Linked DNA regions of Mus musculus: regions 2, 3 and 4 are each linked to region 1. The links are chromatin loops, found by intact Hi-C in ENCODE. Cell type or tissue: heart. All regions are shown on one strand. Links, peaks and the distances in the headings refer to the core of each region. The heading gives the core; the rest is flanking DNA.

The links. A loop is a pair of places that touch in the nucleus more often than their neighbours do. Peaks named below come from ENCODE experiments on the same cell type or tissue, not always from the same donor. Only the 100,000 strongest peaks of a DNase experiment are listed, where the experiment ranks them.
Region 2: it touches region 1 in a loop (8-fold over the local background); 10 of 42 quality-filtered maps call a loop at or near these places.
Region 3: it touches region 1 in a loop (3-fold over the local background); 9 of 42 quality-filtered maps call a loop at or near these places.
Region 4: a loop joins it to region 1, with 6 times the contacts of the local background. A loop is called at or near these places in 9 of 42 quality-filtered maps.

Annotation. Positions count from the first base shown.
Region 1 is chr4:15,954,748-15,960,412 of GRCm38, forward strand. Nbn (nibrin) reads left to right here and starts at 3,220. Exons shown (of 16, transcript NM_013752.3): 1 at 3,220-3,363. The coding sequence starts at 3,327. In heart, for the core only: CTCF peaks have their summits at 3,156 (motif pointing right) and 3,384; a DNase peak (open chromatin) is centred at 3,464; H3K4me3 peaks cover 1,836 bases; H3K27ac peaks cover 1,639 bases.
Region 2 is chr4:16,011,038-16,016,727 of GRCm38, forward strand. It overlaps Osgin2 (oxidative stress induced growth inhibitor family member 2), which reads right to left and starts at 2,851. Exons shown (of 6, transcript NM_145950.5): 1 at 2,650-2,851. The coding sequence starts at 2,693. In heart, for the core only: a CTCF peak has its summit at 2,806; a DNase peak (open chromatin) is centred at 2,874; H3K4me3 peaks cover 2,299 bases; H3K27ac peaks cover 1,208 bases.
Region 3 is chr4:16,160,761-16,166,450 of GRCm38, forward strand. It overlaps Ripk2 (receptor (TNFRSF)-interacting serine-threonine kinase 2), which reads right to left and starts at 2,883. Exons shown (of 11, transcript NM_138952.4): 1 at 2,464-2,883. The coding sequence starts at 2,636. A530072M11Rik (RIKEN cDNA gene A530072M11) reads left to right here and starts at 3,350. Exons shown (of 7, transcript NR_045765.2): 1 at 3,350-3,431. In heart, for the core only: no CTCF peak of the experiment used is centred there; DNase peaks (open chromatin) are centred at 2,821 and 3,291; H3K4me3 peaks cover 2,775 bases; H3K27ac peaks cover 1,693 bases.
Region 4 is chr4:15,326,277-15,331,966 of GRCm38, forward strand. It overlaps Gm29883 (a long non-coding RNA gene), which reads left to right. Exons shown (of 4, transcript XR_390426.2): 4 at 1,430-1,492. Among named protein-coding and RNA genes, the nearest start is that of Gm29829, 12 kb to the left of the region's middle. In heart, for the core only: a CTCF peak has its summit at 2,432 (motif pointing right); no DNase peak of the experiment used is centred there.

The DNA of each region.
Region 1 (5,665 bases), core at 666-5,665:
GCCTTTTAGATGTAGCTGAAGATCATATACATGATACAGTCATGCCATAATCACCCTAAGACACTTCAGAGGTGCAACCCTTTTCTCAGAAACCCACAGCCATGCTTTTGGATATGTCCTAACCTTTCCCTGAGTACTTCTATGTTAACTCCTACATTTAAATCTGTTTAAACATTTCTCTCAAACAAACTCCAATTCTGCTTTATGAAATTCTTCTCTGCAGTGGAGTTAAGGATCCAGCTTTGTCTGGATGGCAGAACCTAAAGGATAAGGCAGTCCACAGGCTGCTGACACCAGATCTGGGCTGCTTCATTCTGTTCCTCTGCTGACAGGGTAACTGATTAAAACTCTGTGATTTCGAAGAGTTGAAATGTTATAAATCCAAAGTCAAATTATCTTAGGCTACCTTTAATGCCCTTAATAGCCATTTAGTGCACCTACTTCTGTGTCTGACTCAACAGCTTTGTACCAGTTAAATCCTTTTAACATGTATTAACAGACAACTAGCTTCCAGCAACAAAAGGGCTAAGATGTATTGCTCCGACCTGCAGGGATAATCAGAGGGCAATCCATGGCAAAGGGAGTGAGAGAGTGGGAGGGAAAGAGACAGGAAGAATGAGAGAAAGTCAATCATACTGATTAAGCTCTGAAAAACTTTATTCAGGAGTGGCAATATAAGCATAAGCAAGAGGAGGCTCCAAGGGAGGGGAGAAGAGCCCGGGGGCTCCCTGGAGGTCAGGTGGCCATCTTCTGCTCCTGGAACCAACAGTCACAGAGTCCTCTTTACCCACAAACATTCTTACTGTTAGAACCATGACTGGTCTCTCAGGATTGTTTATGTAAGCTAGAAACTTTCCACAAAGCCAAGGCTCCTGGCAATGTATTATACCCCCCTCTCTCTCTCCTTTGCTGTAACCTGCTTACCTGGAATTTTCACCAAGGAATATTGATTTAGGGCTTTCTTCTGTTCTGTAACTATAAAAGCTTCAGGAAACTATGTCCGTGTGGGAACGGGGTACTTAGAACAACCTGTGTGCATATATATGTGGAGGTGATGATCACTCATATTTGACTTAAGAATATAGTATCTTTTGTTCTTTGTGAAGTGAGAACATCTATGTCAGTTACCTGCCTCCTCAGAGTAGAACTCACCTCAAGTTTGCTTTACCTCCCAATAAGTTTAAAGCACTTAGAACATGCCGTGACCTAGAAGTAGACAGGAAATGCTCACCGTTGTCCTGCCTGTGGAGAATGGTTGCTAGGCCAGAATGACGTGACAGGAACTGACAGTGTGGTTGTAATATCATGTCTTTTTTTCATGGTCTCCCATGTTGTAATCCACTAGTAAGTTGAACAAGAAAGTAAACAAACGACCTTAGATTTTTGTTGCGTGGTTCTTTTTGTTTTTGAACAGAGTTGAAATGGAACTTCAACTGTCCTGATTGAGTGTTGTTTAGAAGTTCCTGAAGTACTGGTTAATTCTGTGTTAGCTTTATAAAAGCCAATATGCAGTACCTTGTGGACATTTTTGATTTGGATTAAATCAAGGCTCATATCTTCTGGGGTGAGGAAAGTGGTTGAAATGAGTCTTCAGTGCCTCACAGCATTGCAGTATAGGCACAATTAAGAATAAGAAGCTTAGCAACTGAGCTGGGCCTGGTGGCACACACCTTTAATCCTAGTGCTTGGGAGGCAGAGGCAGGCACATCTCTATTAGTTCAAGGTCAGCCTGGTCTACATAGAGTTCCAGGCAAACCATGGCTACATAATGAGACTCTCCCAACAAAACAAAACAACAGCAAGCTTAATTTTCAAGCTCAGCTCTCTATGTTGCATATAAAGGAAGAGGTCCCTTAGCGTAAATGGTTGATTGTCCACTAAGTGTTAGATTCTATGTGTTTCCAGATTCTAGCAAACACAGACCAAAAATACTATTTTAAAAGTATTTCTGCAGAACATGTATAGATTATTTTTCTTTAAACAATAGAACCAGACAACTGTTTAAATATCACTTACATTTTCCTATATATCACATGTAATCTAACAGTTAATTACAACTATGTGGGAAGATTTCTGTGCTGACAATCAAAACAATGATGCATTCATGCTCTGTAAGAGCTCATCTACTCTGCTTGTAGCTGTTTCAGCTCCATACTTTAGCTTCCCAGATCCTTTGATGTCTCTTGCTGTGTTTCTGTAACTCTATTGCAGTCATTCTTTTTTTTTTTTTTGGATAGGATTTCTCTGTGTAGACCAGGGTGGCCTTGAACTCAGAGACTCACCTGCCTCTGCCTTCCGAATGCTGGGATTAAAGGTGTGCATCACCACACCCAGAAGTTGAAGTCATTCTTTAATGGACACACACCCTTAATGTATGATTTATTAATATTACAACTGGATTAAAAAACCCATTTGTCAGTGCTGGAGAAATGGCTCAGTGGTGAAGAGCATTAACTGCTCTTCTAAAGGTCCTGAGTTCAATTCCCAGCAACCACATGGCGGCTCACAACCATCTGTAATGGGATTCGATGCCCTCTTCTGGTGTGGCTGAAGACAGCTACAGTGTACTCATATACATAAAATAAATACATAATTAAAAGTGGGGGGAGATGGATGGCTCAGCGGTTAAGAGCACTGACAGCTCTTCCAGAGGTCATGAGTTCAAATCCCAGCAACCACATGGTGGCTCATAACCATCTGTTATGTCCTCTTCTTAAGTGTCTGAAGACAGCTACAGTGTACTTACATATAATAAATAAATAAATCTTTAAAAAAAAACTGTTTGCCAGTGGTCAACTATTAAGGGAAATTGGGACTACTTGGCAAAAAGCTTGTGGACTTATTGTTATTCAGTAAATCCTGACATTGTATAAAGATGTAAACATGGTTCTGGTATAATACACTCAGGATACAGTGGAAAAGATTAAACATATTTTGACATGAAATCTTCATCTTGACTGATACTACACATGATGTAACTTTTGAAAATACAGAAAATAATACACTCAACAGCACTTTGATACATCTAGTTTAAAATCCACATTACTTCCGAGCTTTTTAAACATCACAGTTCATTGATTAAAGCGTCCAGTTCGGTCCATCACATTCCTGCCAGGACGCTTTCCGCGCTGCACTGCTGCATCTTCAGCACTAGGTGGCGCCCCCGTCAGCGGCGCGCTCTGGCCGGTTCCCGCCTTTCCGAAGAACTTGTCAGAGTCCTGGGAACGCGCACGTCCCGGAGCCCGCGCCGGTGCAGCCCGGTGACCGCGCAGGCTGGGCAGCTGCGGTTGGCGTCGCACGTCGCGGGGTTCTGAGACGCCGGCCCCATGTGGAAGCTGCTCCCGGCCGCCGGTGCGGCTCCAGGTAGGCGCGTTAAGGAGGCGGCGGGGAGTTCTTTCCCGGGAGCGGCCGCGGGGCGGTGGGGGCTGGGAAGCAGTAGAGCGCGCCTGCGCTTCCGGTCCGTCCTTCTCGCCTTCCGGCGGACGCCTAGGCGGCCGGGGCTGACTGGACACGGAAGCTGGGTGGTGGGAACCGGGATGGCAGCCCACCGTACTTCGGGCGTTGGGGTGTGCGTGCCCAGGTTAGACCGGCTCCAGCTAGGCTGCGAACCGAGGGGAAGAACCACGCGGAGTTGCCCAGGCGCCCAGCCAAGGCTGGGGACGCACGCAGACCGGAGCGTAGTTAGGAGAAATCACGCGACACCACGGGGCCGCTTTAAAGTTTTCAGAATTTCCCCTCGGGGAAGAGTCCTCCGCCCACACATTTTTTTACGCAGTGAAAGTTATCACGTGTTAAGTGGTTGTCTCCTTATTTAGTCACTGGTGATGGGAGATTATGCACTTGCCTGCGACTCTATCTTGTTTGCGGGGAACTTTAAGAAGATGCAGTTTACTAACAGTATAAGGGGAAGGATAAAGTCTGAAAGATTATCTATGTGGGTTGGGGCACTGCAAGGATAGAACGCAACTTAGAGGACTCTGAATAATTAGCCTTGAGCCTAGCTAAGTCTATGAGTGTCTGTAAAATAGAAATTTTCTAGAGGTGGTGGCGCAGGCATCCCAGCACTTGGGAGGTGGAGGAAGGAGGATCCGGAGTTAAAAGTTATCAACTACCTAAGTTTGAAGCCTGCGAGCTACATGAGCGCCTCTCATGTGCTTTTAGGCTGTAGTTCAGTACTCACCTGGGTAGCACTTTATTAACATGATAGCAGAATAAAATATGCTTCTAGAACCAATATCAGAGATGCATTTCGGAATCAGACGCTAAGGGATTAGTTTTCAAGTAAGGTGGTTACAGTAGAAACTCACAGAATATTTATGTATCTACCTTGAAACCGTTCAAGTTCCTCTCTGCTAAACTGAGTGTGATAGTTCCTGCCTGTAATCCCAGCTCCTGAGAAGCCGAGGCTGGTGGACGTTGAGTTTGAGGACAGCTTAGTTAGGCAGCGTAGTGAGACTTCCTCTCAAAAATGAAATAAAGCAAACAGAAATCTCATTGACAGTACTTAACTCAAACGGTTCAGAAGGATGCCAGGGATCTGCTGGACTCTTCCTGTTTGTCTAATTGTGATAATTACTCTTCCAAGTGTAATAGAAGCCCATGTCTCCAAATTCCGCAGGTCACCCACATGTCTGCTATTACTCCACCAGTTGCTGATTTACAACTTTATTTTAGCGTTTTATTGATTCTTTGGGAGTTTCATACCATGCACTTCAACAGCTCATCTCCTCATCCCTCCATATCCACCCTCCACCCTCTGCCCTTGCAACCTTCCCCTCACAAAAGAAAACAAAACAAAATCTCACCCTGAAAACTTCAGTGTGTCATGTAGTATATATACCCTCTTGGCCGAACAGCTTTCCTTGCAAATGTTCATTGCTATGAGTTGGTCTGGTTTGAGTCCTCTGTCTCCTGCTATACTATCAATACTGGATCTTCTTGGATATCCGGTTGTTGCCCTTTGCTGTGGAGGTCTTGCATCTTTGGATCTAGAGGACCAGCTTGTTCCTGAGCGCCAACAGCTCATCAATGGGGTAGATGTTGAGGTAAACCAACTCAAAGCACTGGATCTGGCCTGGATTGTAGCTGAGTTGGTCAGCCTGACAGCTCCAAAGTGCCATAGGTGCTGAGGGGTGGAGCCAGCTCTGCACAGCCCTTGGCATGGCATCAGCATGGCCCTAGCTGGCAGCCTAGACCAGGGATGACCACATGACCTTTGGTGGTAACATGGTCCATGCAAATCAACACAGGTCCCCACTGCTGCAGGGCCATGGACCCAGGCATGGCTTTAGGTGGTGTAGTGGGCTACTCACATCAGGCCATTCTCCACTACTTTCCAGTCTCCAGTTCCACCTTTCTTCATTGTACCATATTCTTCTCTTTTTCTTTCTCTCCATCTCTCCATCACTTACTTGTTCATCTTACTTGCACCTGGGCCTCTGGGTGTCTTCTTAATGGTGCCTGGTAGAGGTCATCTGTGAAGTGCTCCTTCCCACCAGTGCATCTTTGCACTGGGTAGGAGGCTTGTAACAACTTTTTTTTTTAATTAGTAATTTTCTCACTGATGTAAAATGCAACTGTTAATAGTAAAACAAAAGTCTTCCTAAGGTATAGTTGCATCTAATCTGATCTTAATTGTATTAATTTAGAGTTTTTGTTTTTTTTT
Region 2 (5,690 bases), core at 245-5,244, 56 kb after region 1:
CAACAGAATCCACACCAATTTCCTCATAATCCTTCTCTAGGGCAGCCATATCCCCATGGGCCTCTGAGAACTCCCCCTCCTCCATGCCCTCACCAACATAACACTACATGAAGGCATGCTCTGCATTCGCAAGATCAAACTTGTGATCTAGGCAAGCCCAGGCCTCAGCAATGGTTGTGGTGTTGCTAAGCATACACACAGCTCTGTTGGCCAGATACACTGTGGGAGGCTGGTAACTAATGCCAATCTTAAAAGTGAGTGGGGCACAAGTCCACAAACTGGATGGTACACTTGGTCTTAATGGTAATGGCAGCACTGACATCTTTGGGAGCCACATCTCTGCCGTACAGTAGGCCATGTATTTACGACGCCAACGGATCACTATCTAGTTGGCTGACTAAAAGCAGACATTGGTCATCTCTGCTATAAAGTTCCTCGTAGTAGGCTTTCTAAGCAAAAATGGCAGGAGCATAGTGGCCAGAGGACGTAGATTCTAGGACAGGGCACAAGATTGGTCTGGGATTCTGTCAGGTCAACATTCAAGGTCCCATCAAATCTGAGGGAAGCAGTGACAGAAGACAGTCTGACCTATCATCCTATTTAAGTTAGTGTAAATTGGGTGTTCAATGTTGAGATTTCTATAACAGATGTCACAGATGGCCCCATTATCTACCACGAAGGTACAATCAGAGTGCTCCATCCAGGGTGGTATGGATGGTGAGGATGGAATTGTAGGGCTCAACTACAGCAGTGGAAACTTTGGGGGGTTGAGTAATGTAGAACTCCAGCTTCAACTTCTTTTCATAACCAATAGAGAGCCACTCCATCAGCAGGGAGATGAATTCACAGCCTGATCCCCTGCCAAAGCCATGGAAAAAGGAGAAACCCTGAAGCTCTGTACACTGGTCAGCCAGTTTGAGAGTCCTGTCAAGACAAGGTTAATGATATCCTTGCCAATGGTGTAGTTGCCAGGGGCACAGTTATAGGCAGCATCTTCCTTGCCTGTGATGAGCTGAGCTGCTCAGGGTAGAAAAGCTGGCAGTAGGTACCAGTGCGCAATTCATCAATAGCTATGCATTCCAGGTCTACGATCACTGCCCAGGGCACATGCTTGCTAGTGCCTGTCTCACTGAAGGAGATCCTCAAAGAGTCATCTCTTCCCCAATGATCATGTCACTTGGCATGTGGCCATCAGGTTAGATGCCATTTTCCTAGCAGTAGAGCTGCCAGTAGGCATTTCCCATCTGGACATCAGCCTGGCCAACATTTATGGAGATGCACTCACACATGGATGCTACTTGAGGCTGCTGAATGAATGGGGGAAGACAAGGAAGCAGTACTTCTTATAGCTTGACTCTTAAAAGGTCTCTAATGATACATTTAACTATAATAATGTAGCAAACACGGTTTCTTCTCTCCCAACACTAAACTGTAGCAAACACTTTTCACTCCCTCCCCTAAATTTCTCTGCACAGAGATAAGAGGATGGATGGTATTTACCACATAGCCTCAGAGTAAGAATTCCAAGCTCTCCCCTTACCGCTCAACAGTACCCCAAAGGTGTCAGGAGACTTTCAGAGGGTTATTTTCTAAAAGAAATGTAGCTCCCCAAGAGGCTTCAAATTTTCACTCCAGCCTGCTTTTTACAATACTCAAAGTGGACGATGTGTACATACACAACAATCTGTCTAGAACATAGAATCCAGCAGTCTTTGGCATAAAACTTTTCTAGATCTAGAATTTAAAGTCTCCTTACAAACTCAGGAGGTTGGGCAGACCTAGGTCGTTGCTATTACAGCAGGAGTCTGATTTCTCTGCACCTCACATTCTTTTTTAACCTCTTCTGTGAAGGTTATTAAATACACACGACATTTATCTATATCACATAAAATAAGCTCTGTGATTTGTATTGATGACAGTCACAAATACTGTGACTTGTGGCTCACATTAGTAAAGAAAGCAATGTTAGTATTTTTAGAAATGATATTAATATCCTTTCCACCCAAGTTAATGTTTCACCTAAATTCTATGAGCCTCTATTAAACAAGTCTTTATCAGTTTATTCTGTAACATTCACACATGTAAAGCCAGTTCCCAGAGTCCTTACTAAACGTAACATTTCATCCCATCCAGTTTCTTGTACTTTTGATCTTATTCTGTAATTCCCCGAAGTGTTGGTCAATTGTTCTGAATCTAGAACATACGTTCATTCATCTTTGAAACTATTGTTTTTCTCACCGTAAGAAACTTTCATCATAATTTGAGTATAAAACTGCCACTTCCTAAATTTCTCCATTCTAACATGGCTTTACATCACTCATACCTTAGTAAGTCACGACCCACTGTCACTACATGACACATTCTTCTCCACTTCCCTTCAAGCCAGTAACTTATGTTATTAGATTTTTAAAAGATCAAAAATTCAAAGGAGGCTCTTCACAGATTTTCAAATTTACCATTTACATGTAACCGACTCACCGCCGGCCTAGCCACTCTCGCCGTCCTGTGACCCGCGCGGTCCAGGAACAAGAAGAGGGGACAAGAAAAGAGCGGGGTCCACGGAGCTCCGAGCAGCGCCGGCCCAGCGGGCGGCGGCCGAGGAGCACACGCTGCAGAGCCAGCTCCGACCCATCCCGGGGGGAAAGTCACCTGAAATGACCGGCCAGGGAGCAGCGGCAGCACCACACAGGCATGGAGAGCGGCTGCCGTCCTCCGGGAGGGCCGACCGCGGGCTGGTCCCGGCGCGCGCTCTGCCTGCACCGCGGCTCACAGGCGCGGGAGTCTGTCCCCGGCCAGCGGCTTCCGCTCCTCCCCGCCGGCGGCAGGGCGGCGCAGCGAGTGATGAGCGCCGCGCTGGGGGCGGGACCGGGCGCTGCGACGGCGACGCGCGGCTCCGCCCACCAGGTGCGGCGCGTGGACGAGGCCGCCGATTGGTGGAGTCGCGGCGAGGGGCGGGTCCACGGAGAGGGATGCGCAGGGCCGCGGCGCTGCGGTCCGGGTCCTCACGAGGCCTAGGCTCGGGGCTCGGGGTGCGTTCTCGGTGCCCGCTCTTGGGATTGCGGAGCAGAAGAGGGGAGGCTTCTACCTCAGGCCTGCGGGTCTCAGGGAAGTCCGGCCGCGAGAACCTACCTGAGCTCACGTCCTCGCACTGTCTCGGGTGCATCTGGCCTCGGCCCCCGCATCGCGGCCACCCAAAGACTCCCACAAACCTTAGGTGCTCCGGCCGCTCGCCTGGCGCTCCCCCTGGCCATGTTCAGCCTCCCTTCTTAAAGAGCGCCGCTCCACCATTCCCCGGACTGGGCAAGGCCTCACTCAGCCATGCAGAGACTAGTGGGGAAAGGGGCTGGGCCAGAAAAGATGTTTTGAGTCTCTCCAGGTGTCTTTGAGTCAGCACAGGGAGTGCATCCAACTTGGTATTTATCCAAAGTTAAAAGGTGAGGGTGGACACTGTCAGAGCGATTAATCACCTTAATTAATTAATTAATCTGCTCCGACAACGCCTTCACCCATCTCCGTTATTGGGGGGCGGAGGGGAGCAGTTAAAACACTTGTATGTTTATGTCTTTAAAAGAAATTCTCTTTAAGAATGTTGGTTGGAGTCTGCATTTTTTAAAAGAACTCATCCTGGCAGAACATTGGCCCATGCCTTAATTTCAGCCCTGGGAAAGCAGAGGCAGGTGGATCTCCATGAGTTCAAGTCTAGTTTGATCTACATAGGACAGCCAGGACTTTGTAGAGAGACCCTGTCTCAAAAAGAAAGAACTCAGCGTGCCTCCAGGATTCCATATCTAAAAGGTGTATTCACCGGATTTTAAAAATTGTTTTTCTCCTCTTTGAAAATAATGGCAGTATGAGCTCATTTTACGTTTAATGTGTTAACAGTTGTGAAGGAGAAAGGGAAGAAGAAGCTGCGTCTGCCGAGACATTGACTAGAACTGCATTATAGTGGGAAGCTTGGATTGCTGCAGGTCCATCCAGAGGCTAATTACCTTATCTAGGCTAGATCTAGCACTGCAGAACACTAGCTATTTGTCCAACTCTATGTGTGAACTAACGTCTTGTGACTAGAAGATTAAAAACTTTTTGGAATCTATTGACTAAACAGGCCACTAGCTTCCACCAACCAAAAGCTAAGAATGCAATAAGATAACACCCTGAGACTATAGTAACACTTCCCTCATCTTGCTGTACCTGTCTCTCTGGCGTGCTTTAATAAACTATAACAATGGATTTTACACTTACCTTGATTTCTTGTTCTGTGAAACTTCACAGAACTGCTTCCAGTTGGAACATGGAATTTGGGGTAGTTAAAATTGTTCCTGGCCTATAGCCACTAAAAATGGCTCCAGAATAATGTCTTCTTATTCTGTCTAAGAGGAAAGCTGTGGTTTTTTGCAATGTGATGTATAAGACTATGCTTTTTCTAATATTTATACCACTATCCCTTTATACATCTTTTCCCATTAGGTCTTTGTTTTAATTTGTAGGGAATTTTTTCATTTATATTGTTTTTTCAATGGTTGCAGAACAAAAACACCAGATTTCAAATTTACATTGGTTTGTATTTAATGTATTTTGAACAATTATTTTTGGTCTCTCGTGTACCGGGTGTGAGGGGCAGAAATGAGTACATGAGTGCAGATACATACAGAAACCACAGAGGTTATGGGGCAGAAATGAGTGTGTGAGTGCAGATACATACAGAAACCACAGAGGTTATAGAAGAATCCTGGAACAGAAGTTAGAGGCAGTTGGGAGCTCCCCAGTCTCTGTTCCTGGAACCCAACTCTGGCTTTCTGCAAAGCAATTATGTTCTTAATAGTTGAGCTCTCTCTCCAGCCCCTAATGGTTTGAATGTGTCAGAGCTGTAAGAAAACAAATTCCTAGTGTTTAAGCTTTCTGATCTGTAGTCTGGCAGTACAGCAGCCTGAGCCAAGATAGTGTATTTTCCCATTTTCTACAAACAAGTTTTTTAATCATTCAAAACAAACAGTTGCATTTTATATCATCTGGGCAAACCTAGTAATGATCATGCTATAAAAGCCAATAATTTGGTCATATAATACTCAGAACATTCCAGAGGAGAGTCTAGAAATGGTATTATTTTATAGTTTGAAGGTAGAAACCCTTTCAGATTTTTTAATCATCAAGATCATTGCTCTTTTGGTTCCATAAGCAGCTGTGCCTATCTCTGATGAAGCTAAAATTCTCTTCAGTTTTGGCCCTAGACAGGAAGTACTGTGTGGTCACTTCAATGATCACATACAAAACTGGGGGTGGAAGCTCTATTAAAGACTTCAGGTGAATATGAACTAGCCAGTATCCCCAGAGCTCGTGTCTCTAGCTGCATATGTAGCAGAAGATGGCCTAGTCGGCTGTCATTGGGAAGAGAGGTCCCTTGGTCTTGCAAACTTTATATGCCCCAGTACAGGGGAACGCCAGGGCCAAGAAGTGGGAGTGGGTGGGTAGGGGAGCAGGGCGAGGGGAGGGTATAGGGAACTTTCAGAATAGCATTTGAAATGTAAATGAAGAAAATATCTAATAAAAATTTGAAAAAAAAAGACTTCAGGTGAACAAAACTTCAGGTTTGTTTAAGGGACAGAAATCTAACAAAGAGGCTTCCCTCTTAAGTAAACCTTTTAAAGTTTTTGTTAATAGTACAACAATCCAGTTCAGCTGCAGAGAATTTA
Region 3 (5,690 bases), core at 171-5,170, 210 kb after region 1:
AAGAATAGATATAAAAAAGCTGGCAACAATACACACTCCAAAACATTAAAGATACTCTCTTCTCCTCTCTCTCTCTCTCTCTCTCTCTCTCTCTCTCTCTCTCTCTCTCTCTCTCTCTCTCTTAATGGTCCTGAGGAACAATACCTGAAGTTGACCTCTGGCCTACCCATCATGCATGTGGGTCAGCAGCACATGGATCTCCTATGTGTGTATGCTAATACAAACACATGCATGTACATACAAACATAGAAAGGTATGATGTATTCCTCCTCCCTGCCAGCCATTTTATATACAGTCCAACCCTTGAATCAACTCTCTAAAGCTTGTTTCATTCTCTCTGGTTTACATATTGGAGCATCTACAGTCAGAAAAAAATGAATGATCCTTTGGTGACAACAATACAAAGTGACAGGGTTTAAGTCAGATTTAAATTGTAGCCCTGGTACTCTAACATCTGTGCTTTTCTATTCTATTGTTTGATGAGAAAAGCAAATCAGATAGTTTGTGAGGTTAGAATTCAACAAGATTGAGGGGGAAAACAAAAGCAAAAGATTTTTAGAAACTTAAAATGCAAAATACAGCTTCAATAATTGTATCATGAAAATGGCCTAACTCAAAATGTCAATAGGAAACAGCTCTCCATCTCTAGGGTACTTGAACAACCAATCAGAGTCATCAGTCCATTAAGGCTGGAAGACTGCTATGGAAGTCCCACTCACTGGCAATGGAGAGTGACTCACTAATTATTAAAATAATATGCAACGTCACCTAGACTTATTTTCTTTTCAGGTAATCTTAAAGAACAATGGGTACATTATCCACACCAGAGCACAACAAATATACATACAGTGTTTATTATTCATATTTAACAGGTGAGGAAGTAAGACACCCTCAGAGTCAGTTGCATAAGCCTAGGCCTGTGCTCATGGTAAGATCTTAGACAGCAAGATAAAAGAATGCAATGCAGTAAGGTAGGGGATTGTGCTGGTTTTATAAAGACAATGCCCTATCCAATGCAAGGAAATTATACCATAAGTGGTTGGTGAATATGGGAAAGCAATACCATCCTGTCCATCTTTTTCCCTTGGCCTACAAATGGCACAAACGAAGCTTTGAAAAGCAGAATCAAAAGTGAGAAAGCAACTAGCTTTAGTCTACCTAGTGGTCTATTAGTGCTACATTTCCATAGACCATTCGTTTGCTTGGTACTAACCAACCTCCCTTTAAAGTTGACTACTTAGGCGCACGTGCTCGAACACGTGAACACACACACACACACACACACACACACACACACACACACACAGCACTGGCTCCACATACACTGTGATCTAGCCCTTGGAGGGAGGGAGGGCGCCTCCAGGCAGATGAAAGTCCAACATTCTACCAGGGCTGAAGCAAGAGAGTTAGTTATCTGATGCTGTATCTGACCTGATACCCAGGGTTAACAGCCTCTGACCAATAGGGCCGCTATGATCTCTGTATTTTCACACTAGATCCAGCAGGAGAAGAGGCCTGTAGCCACCAAGGTTAGCAAGTGCACTAAGAACTGAATGAAGGTCTAGTTCAATTTCTGATGGAAGTGAAACACACAAGAGTTCTGACTAGATCCATTGACTAACACATACAGCCACAGATCTATGGTATTTAGTTGTAATGTTTTCCTAGAAACAGAAACCAACGCTTTTTTTTTTTCTTTCTTCTGAATATGTGGGAGCTGGACACAAATAATACCAGGGCAAGGGATGGTCAAAACTTTTATTCTTCACAAATTTTGACCATTTAATAGCTTTTGATTCATTTTACTGTTACAAAAAACATTGCACACTTCCTTTGGGGACTTCCAAGGCAAGAGCTCGAATAACAACTGGTAATGTAGAATTTGATAACTGAACTTCATGAGGGCACGTAATAAACCACAAAGAAAACAAAACCAACCAAATCAAACCAAACCAAGCCATAATATGCAGGCTCAGGAGCAGGAGTGAAACACACATAAAACCCTAGAAAAATATTTTGACGTTTAATCAATATAAAAACACCGGTATAGTATTATTATTTTTCTTTTTAGTGCTAAATGCTCAAACTCCGGTGTGTATTTTGCAGTCACTGCGTACTTCATTTCCAAGAGCAGTTTTTAGAGTTCCACAGCTCTTACCGCTAACAGCTAGCTAAAACAAAGCAAAGCCCACAAGCACTGTACCAACACACGTCGGGTTCAATAAACAGGGTTTTAGAGGTGGCCGTGATTGCAGGTTTTTGGAGAGTGGGAACACCTCGGGTGGGAGGAGAGGCAGGGCGAGTTGCAAAGTCTGACGCACGTCCAGGATGGTTTCTCCCTTGGATCAGGTTAGCCCAAGGACTTAAGGACTCGCCGCGGCGGAGCCGGCGCATCGCCATAGTGCGGCCGGTCTGTGGACCACCCAGCCCGCGTCTGTGTGGGGCCCCGCGCCGGCGCCCTACCTGTCGAGCAGCGGCGTGTGGATGTGTAGGTGCTTCACTGCCACCCGCACGCGCCAGTCTGCGTGTCGTGCCGACGAGACCGTGCCAGAGGCGCCCCGGCTGAGGTAGTGCAGGTCGGCGAGCTTGTGGTACGGGATGGGGGGTAGCGCGCTGCAGATGGCGTCCCCGTTCATGGCTCCGGCTGCGCGGCGGCTCCGCCCGACCCTGGCCGCGGCGCTAGGTCCCGGGGCGGCCCATTCCCGCGTGGCCGCTGCAGTTCCGGCCCGGTCAGCTGTGCCAGGGAGCCCGTCGGGTCTGCGGCCGCGCCGGGGTGGACCGTCCTCCTCCCTCCTCCTGGACTCGGCGGGCTCCTCCCTCCGCCGGCCCTCCCTGGGCGGGCTCCTACCTTCACCAACTCCTCAGCCCCTGCCTCCTACCCCTGGCTTCTCCCTCCGCCGGCTCCTCCCTCCGCCGGCTCCTCCCTCCGCCGGCTCCTCCCTCCGCCGGCTCCTCCCTCCGCGGTCTCCTCCCTCTGCCGGCTCCTCCCTCTGCAATCTCCTCTCTCTGTGAGCTCCTCCCTCTGCCAGCTCCTCCCTCCGCCGGCTCCTCCCTCTGCCAGCTCCTCCCTCCGCCGGCTCCGCCCTCCGCCGGCTCCTCCTTCTGCCAGCTCCTCCCTCCGTCGGCTCCGCCCTCCCCCAGCTCCTCCCTCCGCCGGCTCCTCCTCCGCCCGCTCTTCTGTCCTCTGGCTCCTCCTTCCGCCGGCCCCTCCCTCTGTAATCTCCCATCTTTGCGGGCTCCTCCCTCTGCCGGCTCCTCCCTCTGCAAGCTCCCCTCTCTGCGGGCTCCTCCCTCTGCCGGCTCCTCCCTCTGCAGATCATGGGCGTGTCTCAGAGGCCTCCCTCCCCCCACAAGCCGGGTGGACATCGCTGAGGCTTGGAAAAGATTTCCTCCGGGGAAAATCCCTCCGGAGTTCTCCAGTCTGGTGTCAGGTGGGTCGGCTGGATTTTCCTTTGGCCCGAGTGTCTTCCTTAGACTCCAAACCCTGGACGTGATAGGGTGTGGGGTGACTACTGCTGGGGAGCCTGGTGCCCCACTTCCTGAGCTGTAAACCATCTGGTTGCTTCCACTCCAGTCTTTACTCAGTGGCTGCCACTTGTGAGAAGTGAGGTAGAGAGGCTAGCGCTGTCAGTGTGACAAATTGAGGTGTTTAGCTTATATGACTTGCTCCCTTACCAGGAAACGGTTTCTTCTTTTATTCCTCAAAGCCTACTCACAAATAGAAATATAAAACCATTTCTTGTGTTTGGGAAGTCTTCCATCCAAAAAGAAAAACAAAGGCAAAAACAAACAAAACCAAACAACCAAAATCCAGCACTATTTCATCTTTTTACTGTAAACACCTTTCTACTTAGATAACTGTTCAGTACGATGTTTGGCGCAAATATCTCATATTTGTGAGCGATATAGTTCCACGATCCTACACGCACCAGGATACTACAATCTGTAATTGTCCCTTATATTATTAGTGTAATATATATAACACCGACATTTCCTTCCCTATACTCTAGTTCTTAATAGTTTTTTACAAGTCTACATTCTAAGATTATGTTTTCTTGGGCTGGAGTCATGGGTAAGCCGTTAAGAGGGCTTGTTCTTCCAGAGGATCTGAGGTTTGTTATCAGTACTCGAATCTAGTAGCTCACAGCTGCCTGCTCTCCAGCTCCAGGGAATCTGACCAACACTTCTGGCTTCTGCAGGCAACACACATACACATAAACAAAATACAAAAATATAAAAATATGTACTTACAATATAATGTGTATATATCTCAACTAAGAATATATATACGTATACATGCTGTATGTATGTATGTATATATACACACATATAGGGATTTTGTAAGTATATACATTTAATTTTCATAATCAATTAATGATAGAAATCTTAAGACATTAACATTGAAGTAAATGTACTGGAGAAAAACTTAGACAAAATAGACAAATTAGCCTCAAAAATAAACATCACATCTATACTTTGAATTCATTTATTCAAAGTCCTACAAAATTATACCTGAATGTTATTAAGAATAAAGTTTATTTATGCCTTATTACATTAGTCTAGGAAATAGCAGCTTTAAGACATTCATATCTCATTTAGAAATAAGATACACACTTTTGCAAAAGAAGGCACTTTTTCAAAACCAGCACAGTTCCAAGTCAAGTGCAGTGGTATTGGTACCCGCTTATGTTACCATCCAGGGTCATGGACTGAGTTCAGTTTTTCCCAACAATTAAAGAATTAAAAGACAGAAAAAAAAAATCACAGCAACAGCAAGCAATCAAGTTCTGTTAATAGTAAAGTATGTGTGCAACACATGCACACATACACACACACACACACACACACATGCATGAATGCACACAGACACTCACAAGTGGATATACCGATCATAAGTGGGAAGGAGATAGAAACTGAAATCTGCTTTCCCCTGGAAGATTGGTAGTTGAGTGTTTTGGTGATATTGGGTGGGGTTTCTTCTCCCCTCTTTTTGCATTGATCAGTTTAAAAAGAGAGGTGTAGGTCCATAGTATCTCCCTGTGCAAGCTTTGACATATCCATGCTTTGCCTAGAACATGCCCAGGTAAGTCAGCCAGAAAGGTCACACTTTTGGGAAAGGCCAGAAGCTTGCTATCTTGTTGATTATCTACACACTGATTATTCCCTGTCTGCCTACTACCACTCCTCCAGACTAGCTCCCAGACTGCTGTAATCTCCAGGATTCCCTCCTCCTGGATACCCCTTGTTCTCTATATGATAGCAAGTCTCCCCACTTCTTCATGCGCACACTATTCTTGAAATTCTCTCTTGATGCTCTTCTGCTAATCTTGCTTTCCTCTGGGCCATGTCCAGTTAGCTTCCATTTCCCTTAGCTCTGGACTCTTCCAGATGCCCCAGAATGCCCCCCATACCCTTCTCTCTCATCCACAATAAAAACTTTGCTCCCAGATTTTTCTTGGTTTCTTTACTGTGCCCCCACTTACAAAGAACACAAGTATTCGTCACCCCCTTCTTCTTATAGAGAACATCTGACCACTTGTTTTAAGCCCTTGCTCCCTTGCTTTCTTTGCCATAATCAATTGTGCCTTCCAGCTCTGAGCCTAAAATATACTCTTCTTTCTGTAGGTTGCTTTTGCAGGATACTCTATCACAGCAACGGAAAAAATTTCTAAGGCCAAGCTAATTAAGAT
Region 4 (5,690 bases), core at 205-5,204, 630 kb before region 1:
AATACCCAGCTGACTGACAGGCAGTGGGCAATTCCAAGGCAGTGGTGATGGACCCTCCATGGCTCTTTTGGGGTCTCCTCACCATGTCGTGTAACCTGGGAGTCATTAGTTAGCACCAGGCGGTGGGGGTGGGGGGCTGGACACCTCCTAAGTGGTTGGTGTCCCACTTTAACTCAAATCAGTAGATCTCCATTCTCACTCAGCAACTGACCTTTCATGTAAATGTGTTCTAAATTTAAAACCCACCAGTGTTACACTGGAGACTCAAGACTGGGTTATAATAGTAACTGTTTAACATTTGTTCATCTCTGGCGTTCACAAAGAGAGGTTGCCTCCCTTGAGCAATGTGCCATCCAGAAAGTAGAAAGAAAAGATAATGGAAAATATATTTTATTATTTATACTCAAAAAATTCTAAATGATATCATTTAACAGTGTTAGGAAGAGGAGGCAGGTGTGAGTGAGTCCATCTTTCTTCCTCTGCACCAGATTCCCAAAGGCTCTCCAAGAGGGGGCTCTCTCCACACGGTGTCCTAGTGTCTGCGTCTGCAGATGGAAGCCTGAGATTCAAGGGTCCTCAGCTGAAGAAGAGGGGAGCCCAGTGAAACTCAGACCCATGCACCATCTATGCCTGCTTGGCATTCTTTCCAGAGAGAGAGAGAGAGAGAGAGAGAGAGAGAGAGAGAGAGAGAGAGAGAGAGAGAGAGAGAGAGAGAGAGAGAGAGAGAGAGAGAATGGACCAAAGGGATCTAGGATTTGAAGGGGAAAGACAAAGTGCAAGAATGAAGAAGGTAGGAGTTGTGGGCTTAGGAGTTAAAGAGGAAGTGAAGGAAAAATGGGTAAGGGCAGAGAGGGCCACAGAAGAGCACATGGGCGCTTTGTGACAAGACACTTCACCTTTCCTGAAAATGTACTTTCTTCATAAGATCACGGTAAAGAAGACACATTAAAACTAGAATGCAAACTTAATGATGAGGTTAAAGAAAAAAATCATTCCTCTATGAAAAACAGTCTTGGTGCTGGTAATTTTGAGACGATTGAACACTAAGGGAAAGGCAAAAAGGCTCTGTTTCCATTTTACCTAAATACCTGCCTCTCTCCCCTCTCCATTTTTTTTTTTTTTTGGCTCAGGGGAACATCCCTGCCTATCCCCTAAATGAACGTTTTAAGCCTTTCCGACAGTAACACTTTAACAACGTAGCTTTACCATTCTCCCTTTTGATTACTGAGCATGAGTCTTCCTGTGACCTTTGTCTTGGCAAACCAGTTTTGACAATTTAGGCTTAAGGGTAGCCGATACCACTGCTGTGTTTCTCATAAAGTAAACAGGATGAAAAACAGACTGAAGGTCGTTGGTGCCCCTTGCCTACCTGTGGGAGGCTTTGCTTTGCCTCACACTGGGCCGTTTACTTCTCTTCACTCTGTTACAGAAACCCCAAGATGGATTTTTGATGAAAATAAAGTCGAGATGCCCAGAGGAGTAAGTGGGAAGAAGAGCTTCACCAAGAGATTAAAATGAGAGGAAAGAAGACAGAGTGGTTGGAAGTGAGCAAAACTCATTCAGTCTGTGCGTACACGATGAGATGACAACACAGTCTTGGCTCAGTGTTGAAGTAAATAACTCTGAGCTTAAAAGCTTAAATTGTCTATTATTTGCCAATTACGCTCATGAGTAAGATGTAAAAGTGTGCATTTAATGTGTGGTGGTTGGCTTAAAAGCTTTGTGAGAGCAAACTAACCAGCTCTTGGGATAGTTCCAAGCATCTGATGTTTGATGGTTGCAGAAACAGAATTCTAGGATGCAAACTGCGTTTTCTTTTTGCATGTATGAAGGTGACTGAACCAAGATTAGTGTGTGGTCCAGCAATGGTGCCATTATCCAAGGTGGTGACAGCATGGGCTCCTTTATCTGCCTGCCGCCAAGGGCAGCTTTCTACTAGTCTTGAGGAAGGTACAGGGAGAGAAAAGGGATTCAATAAATGTGAATATTCCCTGTGATGGTCAGGATGTGAGGCTAGTAGGCTCCTATATTACAAAGATGGAAAGCATCTGTCTGTAGACCAGTGCAGGCGAGGTGGAGAGTGAAGAGACTCTCTTTAGAAGCTACCTAGCCTCTTCTTTCCAATATCTTCCTTTAAAATATCAAAGTCACGTAGAACTCAGTACTGTGCTTATAATATGAAACTACAGTCTCTTCCTGATGTTTATGTTCATTCAATTAGAAAATATTACAAATATCTAAATATTTAGCTTGTCACTTCTGAAATTTAATGACCGTGAAAGTGTCTACGAATCACTTGAAGAATTATAGAATTTACACATACATATACAGCCACAATCACCAATGTTGTCTTTTGGGGGTCCTCACACTTTGGAAGACTTGAGTGGAAATTATAAATGGGAAGGTACTGTAGTACCAATAATGACCACTGGATGGCAGGATGCTAACACCTTTGATTTGCTGTTTTTCTAACTTCTGTATCCACTCTGGAAACGGCTTTCACAATCCTTTCATTTTCTGTGAAGACTTTTTGTTTTGTTTTCAAAAAATATTTGCATGTATTTTTATGGGTAGTAAGTGAATATGTATGAGGTCAGTCAAATATTTCAGTTGTAGAGATACATTTTTATGAAACTTGACTCAATAATAACCTTTCTGAGTAATAGTTTTCTGTGTGCAAGTCTAGACCAGAAAGATCTTTATTCTAAATTCTAAAGTATTAGACTAATGTGAATTATCTGTATGTTAGTTAATTGTGGGTGAATATTACTACATCCACCTATGAATGTAGACAGAGAGGTCAGCTCATTAACCCTGAACCTTAGAGCTTCCTGGGGAAAGAAAATGAAGATTATTCAGTTTTCATTTCCAAGAGGTTTTTGAAAAAGCACAACAGAATTCTTGCCACGAAGCTGAATGGATTCTGGAAAATAAGAAACTTGGATTTCAGAAGTAATCGTCTCAGCTCACCTTTCCAAAGCTCAGGATTAAAAAGCTCTGATGAGCACCACTTTAAATAGGATTTGAGGAAATCCTGTCGGAAACTAGGGTCATCTTTCTGTAGATCTCTACGACTAGCGTGCATCTGGTTAGAGTAGGAATATTTTTTAATTGTGTACTTAGTGCTAATATTTAAGGGAATATCTACCTGAATTGAAAAAATTTAGAAAAATACTGTTTAGAAAAAGAGTTTGTAATTCAAAATTATCTGGAAATGAGTAAGAGTCTAAGACTTATACATAATCTCTTTTCCTAAAACGATTTTTTTTTGTTTTTTTGTTTTTTGAGACAGGGTTTCTCTGTGTAGCCCTGGCTGTCCTGGAACTCACTCTGTAGACCAGGCTGGCCTCGAACTCAGAAATCCGCCTGTCTCTGCCTCCCAAGTGCTGGGATTAAAGGTGTGTGCCACCACATCAGGCTCCTAAAAAGATTTTTATTACTTTTGTTTCAAATCCGATTTCTTGTTTTTAGAGCTCTTTACATAAATAAGTACCTTTCAAAATAAAATAAAAAAAATCCTGGTCAATCCCAGGCTTTTAAATATCCTAAGAAAATGTACTGAGTGCTCAGGATATGGGATGCCTTGCCCGTTAGTGCCAGGAGCCATGAGAACCAGGAAAGAACCCGGAGGCTCAGGATCTAGGATTTCTGACGTGTCAGCATCCAGAGATGGAACGCTGTGGGTGTTTAGGAGGAAGAGTCGGTTTTCTTTCGGGAGGTGGCCACTGAAGATATATCATGGGTGATTCTACACCCAGGCAAATAGGGGCACCACTAACTGGATTGAATGGGTTAGTGTGTGAGTGTGTGTGTGTGTGTGTGTGTGTGTGTGTGTGTGTGTGAGAGAGAGAGAGAGAGAGAGAGAGAGAGAGAGAGACTAATAATGGTGTTGGAAAGGGAATGTTGTTAGGGGAGGGAGGGATCCAGGGGGAGTTGAGAGCAAAATAGGAGTAGATATGGCCAAGATACATTGCAGTCAAGTGTGGCAGTCTGAATAAAAATGGGCCTCTATAGACTCATATACTTGAATGTTTAGTCACTAGGGAGTAAAATTGTTTGAAGGGATCAGAAGAGGTGTGGTCTTGTTGGAGGAAGTGTGTCACTGGGGGTGGAGGTGGGATTTAAGGGTTCAAAGGCTAAATTCCAGGTTTCGACTCTCCCTCTTTGCTTGTTGATCAGAATGCAAAACTCTCAACAACTGCACTAGAGTCTGCCTATGTGCTGCCATGTTCCCTGTCATGATGATAATGGATTAGGCCTCTGAAACTATAAGCTATCTCCAAGTAGAAGCTTTTCTAAGAGTTGCAATGGTCAAAGTGTCTCTTCACAGCAGTAAAACAATGTCTAAGTTGACTAAGGCAAATATGTAATTTTCAAAGACAAAAATGAGATGATAATTCCTCAACTCTATATGTGTAAACTTTTAATTAGTTCAATAAAGTCACACGTGCATGAAAATTAACTAATTGGAATCTAATTTATGTATAGGGCCGTACAAAAAATAAAGCATTTTCAAATATTTTCACATCTTCAATTGTTCTAGAAATAGTCTGCAAAGTGCTGAAGCAGAGAACAAAATTTAAGCAATCGGGTCACTGCATGAATGGTCTTCTAAAGGTCTATTAGTGGAGTTTATATTTTTATGGTTGTATGTATGTAGTGTAAACCTATGATTTGATAGTGGCTGTGTCATGCTGGTGTTGGGGTTAGAAGTTATCACTGGGAACCTGAAGTTTCTTTTCCTACAACCAAAGACAATGGTGTTTTTAGTTCATCTGTTCTTCATGAAATCAAAGACAAGGTCTAGAAGGTAAGACTTCATATCTTGAAATATTCACATGGTATTTCGAAGATTCTATATTTAAAAAATGCAAGGCTTTTCTGTCTGTCATTGTTGACCTATGAAGCAGATTTTGTCCCTAATCATGTGACTGATACCACACATCATTTGCGGTGATTGGAGATTGGAAATTGCTTCTCTAGTTCCCGATTCTTCCTAGAGAGTTGCATGTTTTGTGGCTACCCCAGTGTTGAGAAAGGAAGGACTAACTCCACCTGTCACGGTCCCAGGTACTCATTTCAGCCTGTGCTCAGACATTTAGCTCTGGGGTCTGTCTGTGCTCTTTACTTATCTATGAGCTAACAAAACCAGAGCTGCATCTATTTAGTTTACAATTATATTGCAATTGTCCAGTTTTATTAAACCCCTGGAGCTTAATAAATAACCTCAAAACATTTGCTTCATGCATTGGATTATGAAGAGCTAATACCGATTGCTAAGACTGATTCAATGTAATTCACTTCTAAAACCCAGAGACCTAAGCACCATCCCACCACGCTCAATTCCCTCATGCCGCAGACTTCATCTGCACCCTCTCCACGCTGTGCTGCTTCATGGGAAGATAAAGAGAGGCAGCTTTTTCAATAACAAAAATCCAAGCAGCAGGTGCTGTCCAGGAAATGAAAATTACATGGTCCCCAGGGGTTAGAGGTCGTGTTCACTTCATTCATTGTCAAATCATCACCATCATTTAGAATGCATACACAATTTTTTGGTGTTCAATAACTAGTGAACAAATGAAGTGCACAATAGGAGACAAGTTGATATCTTTTGATAAAGATGCTTTAATTTTGCAGCAGGCTTAGTGGGAAGGTTTTAACCTCCACAGTAGTCCATATCTTCAAGGTAT